Regions from separate parts of the Homo sapiens genome. Here region 2 is linked to region 1. Evidence: read pairs that join two places in POLR2A ChIA-PET (ENCODE). Cell type or tissue: OCI-LY7. All regions are shown on one strand. Each heading gives the region's core, and the rest is flanking DNA. Links, peaks and the distances in the headings are about the cores only. Region 1 overlaps LOC105379412 (a long non-coding RNA gene). Region 2 overlaps ELF2 (E74 like ETS transcription factor 2).

Region 1 (2,921 bases), core at 297-2,796:
TATGAGCTCTTTATATAAAATCATTTTACTATATCTGTAATTATGACCATGGTTGTCTCCGGGTAATAATACTCCAGGTGATTTTTACTTTGTACTTTATACTTTTCTGTATTTAGATTGGTTTAAATGGGCATGTTTCATTAAAAAAATTAAAGCTATGCTTAAATATAAATGCTAAAAAAATTCAAGGTTTTTTTGTTCTTTCTATTTCCCCCTGGGCTCTATCCATTAGCAAAGAAGTCTATGAAATCATTGCACCTGGAAGCAAAGGGCAAGCAAGGAAAGAGCAGACCATGGTTGTACTTTTTCCTCTTTTGTAAGCAGTTGAGCTCCTGCAATCTGTAGTAGGACTTTAGTATATACGCAAAAAAAATCTGTTGTTTTCTTCTTGTCTGGTAGTTTGGAAGATGTGGTCTATTGCTGCCTGACAAGGAGATACACAGAGAAAGGGGTCATCATTTCCCTGGTTGATTTGAGTAAAAAAAAGATTCCCTAGGGCTCAGCTACCACTAGGGATTAGAAAAGCAGCTGTGATCAAATAAGTACCCAAAGGCTATGGAACTTAATATCAAAGAATTCTTCTCAATCCCAGTACTCAAGATGACTTCTCCCTTCACATTTTTTTAACATTCCACCCAATTCATCTACCAGAATACTTTTTAGTTCCTTTCTCAGCAACTCATTTTCATTTTCTCTAAACCTTGCACTAGGGCACTGCTTCCATTAGGTTTTAGAAAAGTATGTAAGTGCACAGGTAAGCTTTTTCCTAGTTATGAGGCATGGGTACCTCCCAGGCTCAAAGACAAACCAAAGTTCTTAATGTTATGTAACCCACAGGCAAGGAAATGAATCTGAGAGTCTCTAAAGTATTTAATATTGAAATGTTTATCCTGACCCAAGTCACTTAGCCAAGCCTCCTATTTGTACAGTTATGAACATTTGTCCTTGGAGGTCCTCAAAATCCATTTTCAAAATAATCTAGATTTTTAAAATGTTAAAATCTTTGTTGAGAGTACAGGATAGCCACTCTCAAACACTGTTAAAGGGAGTATAAATTTGTATAATCTTTCTGAAAGACAATTTGATAAAAGGTATTGCTATGAACTGAATTGTGTCCCCCTACCACCCCTCACAAATTCATATGTTGAAGCCCTAACCCCAGTGCGACTATATTTGGAGACAGGGCCTTCAAAGAGGTAAATAAGGTTAGATGAGGTCAGAAGGTGGGGCCCTAATCTGATGGGACTGGTGTCCTTGAAAGAAGAGGAAGAGAAACCTGAGCTCTGCTTCTTCCCATGCACCCAGAGGCAAGGCCATATGAGGACACGCCAAGCAGGCAGACGTGTAAGAGCCAATAAGAGAGCCTTCACCAGAACCCGGCTTTTTGGTTAGAGCGTGCTCTGAATGCAGGACCTTGGTCTGTGTTCACAGTAATGAAGCGGATCTCAGAGTGGCCAACAGTGGCCCATGAGGCAGCCGAACACCTGCAGATCCAGGCTCTCTCTAATTCCTAACTATGAGGACTGTTTCTAATGTATTTGTTTCTTCATTTTTTCCATCCCCCAAATAGAAATATCTTGTCAAAAATGATTTTTAAAACAGTATATATGCACCCTATAAACAATTAGAATAATGCAAAAGTATGTGAACTAAAAAGACTGTCTGCTCCTGTCTACTCTCTGTTTCAGTATTCTTACATAAAAATGATACATCCTGGCTGGGTGCAGTGGCTCACGCCTGTAATCCGAAATTTGGGAGGCCGAGGTGGGCGGATCACTTGAGGTCAGGAGTTCAAGACCAGCCCAGCCAACATGGTGAAACCCCGTCTCTACTAAAAATGCAAAAATTAGCCAGGCGTGTTGGTGGGTGCCTATAATCCCAGCTACTCAGGAGGATGAGGCAGGAGAATTACTTAAACCCGGGGCGTGGAGGTTGCAGTGAGCCGAGATCGCGCCACTGCACTCCAGCCTGGGCAACAGAGTGAAACTCTGTCTAAAAAAAAAAAAAAAAAAAAAAGATACAGCCTATCCATAGTGTGGAATAACATGGGTCTTCACTCAATAACATATATTAGATGGCTTTCAATGTCCAACGTGTACTGGGTGTCTAAAAAGTTGGGAAATCTGGGATAAATTTATTTTATTTTAAAAATTGTGGTAAAATATTCATAACCTAAACTGTGCCATTGTAGCCATTTTTAGGCAAACAGTTCATTAAGTACATTCATAATGTGCAATCATCACTCCTAAGATAAACTTATTTTTAGACAGCAGATAATTTACATTTTCGAATAATATTCTCAATATATTTTTTCAACCTCCAGATACCATTTCAGGTAAAGGACCTTTACATTTAAAGCAATGGGTCCAAATGTTAATCGGAACAAACCAAAATAAATATACTATTTTCCTTGTATTTCCAAGGCTTGTGGACACTGTAGTGCTCGAGGCAGTCAGGAGGTGGAGAGAAGTGAACAGGGTTTCTGTAGTCTTAGCTCAAATACATAATGAATAATGAATATGTATATTGAATAATGAATAATGTATATGTAACTTTGGGCAAGTTAAGCTCTCTGTGTTCTATTATTGCTTGATTCTTCTTTCACCCTACATTGTAGTGATCTCCAGAGAGCTTTACTCTTTTCTTTACCCTGGTAAACACAGTTTTATAAGTTGTTTAAACAGAGACTTGCCTATGTGATAGAATTTAACAGATAGCAAAAGAACTACCCATGCAAACCAACTTTTGTAATAACCTGCCATGTTGCATGGCATTCCAACTTGACATCACTCCTCTTCAGAACCGGCCTCATGGGTGTGCAACCTGTGTGGCTGCACATGTCCCCATGCTTAGATGGGCCCTGTACTTGGTTTAGTGTTCTGCTGTTGCCATCTTAAAATACTTTTTTTTTTTTTTTGAGA
Region 2 (2,921 bases), core at 192-2,691, 89 kb after region 1:
TTGATTTCTTTCCAAACCTTTTTTTTTTTTCCTTTCTATTTCTTGTTTTTTCCTTATGATTTATTTTTTTGGAACTCTGTTATTCAGATAGTGGACCTCCTGGACTGGTTGGTCATCTAATATTGCCATCTTTTCTCTCCTGTTTTCTATTGCTTTATCTTTTTTCCTCTGGTTCCTGGAGATTGCCTCAATTTTATCTTCCAAGCCTGTATTCATTTCAGCTATTGTATCTTTAATTTCCAAAAATTCTTTTACTTGTATTTTAAAATGTTCTTTACTGAATTGTGATCTGTTCTTACTTTATAATATCTTCTCTGTGTGTGGAATATGAATATTTGGCTTTTTGTTCATGACTAAAAGTGATGGACTAAAAAGCTAGTTGGACACTCCATTTTGGGTAGAGTATGATGCTAACAACTGTGCCTATTATGCCTCAAAGATGCTATTGTTGTTCCTCTCTGGAAAGTAACCTGTCTTCTGCTGAGGTGGAGGAGGTCTGGTTGCTTAGCATCATGAAGGAGAGAGAAGGTCTAGGAATCAAAAGTGCATGTAATTGGTGTTGCTTTCTGTAGATTCTCTACACTGTACAGTGTGTTGTTTCTCAGATTTTTTTTTTTTTTTTTTTTTTGCTGCCAGACTGATTTGGCTTTGCTGGGTCTGCTAACCCACTCCATACTCATCCAGACACTTTCAGTCTTCCAGGATTTTGTTGTTCTTACCTCTTCTTGTTTGTTGCTCTCACCTCTTGTCCTTGTGGGTTTAGGTATAAAAGAGTCTTTTACTGTTGTTTTAGTCAGCTTTCATAATTAAGTGAAATTATATGCATGTTTTTAATCTGCCAACTTAATCCTAAAGCACAGATTATTTAAAATGTTTAATCTATGTCTTACCTCTTGAGACTTGAAAGGATTATTAAAGTTAGCCCTTTTCATCTCTTGTTTTGGCTTTTACATTCATATTTATAATATTTGAAACTCATTATGTGGACTGCTCGAGACTGTATTAGTTCAAGGATTTATAAGTGAATTCAGAATTTGTAAATACAAAGGTTGATTGTTCTTTAAATTTGCTCTTATAGGAAAGTGAAAAGGTTTCTGAATATCCAGCAGTGATTGTGGAGCCAGTTCCAAGTGCCAGATTAGAGCAGGGCTATGCAGCCCAGGTTCTGGTTTATGATGATGAGACTTATATGATGCAAGATGTGGCAGAAGAACAAGAAGTTGAGACCGAGAATGTGGAAACAGGTAGACATCTCATAAAATGTTCATTATTTATAACTTTCTCATTTTGTAAGCTTCAACAATACTATTGCCAGATGAAAAATATACTGAAAAACCTTTTTAATGCTATTTAGTATAGCTTGGAAACCAGTGAAACATCTATGTTTAAGGGAATTTGTGTAGATATAAAACTTCTATTGTATAATTCTATGAGGTGTAACAGTCTCATATCATGGACTCTATGCACAAAATTACAGCTTCACATAATGATAAAGTTATTTTATTATTTTTTTTCTGAGAGTATAAATCCTAGCTGTTATTTATACAAGTCAATAGGCTAGTATTATGAGGACAGCTTTTTAAATTAAAAAAAATGGTATTCTATCATTGTCTAATTGATTATGAGTTTCTTTGAGTTAATATTGATGGAGCAATAAGATTTCTTTTCATTAATATCAGAAGCATCATTGTAGTGTTCTATCAGTTTCCTCTTTGCTTTTTGTCGTCTTAGAGATCTTAGTATTTCAGTCTATTTCTGGTGAGATAGCTATATGTTTAATTGGAGATTAGTATCTATAATTCTTAGAGAAATCTTTTAGTTTTTGCCATTGATTATGAAGAAAATAGAGTATTTTATCAGAAGGATTGTAGTGACTCTTACATAATAATAAACATGCAAATGTATCATCTTTAGCTGTTAATGGAGAAAAAGAATCATTATACTTGTTGTTTAATCCTAGTAAAAATTCTTTACTATTTTGATACATTTTTATAAATGTAGGAAACTTTCATGATTAAAATTTTGAGTATGTGATGTATTTCTTCTTATGAGGTCCAGTAGTACCCCTTAGGGCTACTAGCCTCTTCCAGCATAAAACTGTTCTTCCTCTAATTTTATTTTTTGTGGAGCTAAGGGATTGAAAGTTACCTTGCTTTTCAGAGCACTGATGATTGCAGTGCTAGCAAACCTCAGGTATAATGGAAAATTCATTTATCAAAATAGGCAGCCAAGCTGGGTGTGGTGGTGTGCATCTGTACTCCCAGCTACTTGGGAGACTGGGGCAGGTGGCTCGCTCAAGGTCAGGAGCTCAAGTTCAGCCTGGGCAACATAGCAAGACCCCATTTCTAAACAAATAAACAAAAAACCAGGCATCCAAGGACTTCATATGGGCTTCGTGACTGTAGTCTGGAGTGGTATCTGATTTACAGTATATAGTGCATATCTTTTTATGAGAGTTTGGAGAATTTTCCAGTCTGAAGCTAGAAGTATAGTGGCAGAGTTGAATTTTCTTCTTGAGGAAAAGGATAGGTAGAACAGTTAAAAGTATTTTGTAGGATGATGTTTTGGATTATATATTGTAACTGATTTTATTACAAGAGCATAACTAAACAGAACACTAATAGCAGAAGAAAAAAGTATGGTAGCTTAAGTTGAATGGAAAAAAGTAGAACCTGTTTGAAATTTCTGGATGGTGTTTTGGTCAAAAAATAAGGAAAACTATGATTTTGATAGCAAGTTGGAAACTTTAAAAAAGATAAAAACTATAGCACCAAATTTGCATAAGTTAGTAAATTAGGATGTTTATCACATTAAAATACCAGAGCAGATTGGTTGAATCTTATTATTGGTATAATTGACTGTAAATGTTTTATTAATTTAGATTAATTCAAGTAAAACCAATTCAGAATAGGAAGCGAATG

The links. ChIA-PET counts read pairs that join two places held together with the same protein. Peaks named below come from ENCODE experiments on the same cell type or tissue, not always from the same donor. Only the 100,000 strongest peaks of a DNase experiment are listed, where the experiment ranks them.
Region 2: POLR2A ChIA-PET joins it to region 1 with 8 read pairs; 2 of 35 experiments call an interaction of 5 or more read pairs at or near these places.

What each region holds. Positions count from the first base shown.
Region 1 is chr4:139,212,663-139,215,583 of GRCh38, reverse strand. The region is part of intron 1 of LOC105379412 (a long non-coding RNA gene); the gene reads right to left. Among named protein-coding and RNA genes, the nearest start is that of ELF2, 37 kb to the right of the region's middle. In OCI-LY7, for the core only: no CTCF peak of the experiment used is centred there; a DNase peak (open chromatin) is centred at 1,303; H3K4me3 peaks cover 1,415 bases; H3K27ac peaks cover 2,500 bases.
Region 2 is chr4:139,123,487-139,126,407 of GRCh38, reverse strand. ELF2 (E74 like ETS transcription factor 2) reads left to right here. Exons shown (of 10, transcript NM_001331036.3): 4 at 1,079-1,244. Among named protein-coding and RNA genes, the nearest start is that of ELF2, 52 kb to the left of the region's middle. In OCI-LY7, for the core only: no CTCF peak of the experiment used is centred there; no DNase peak of the experiment used is centred there.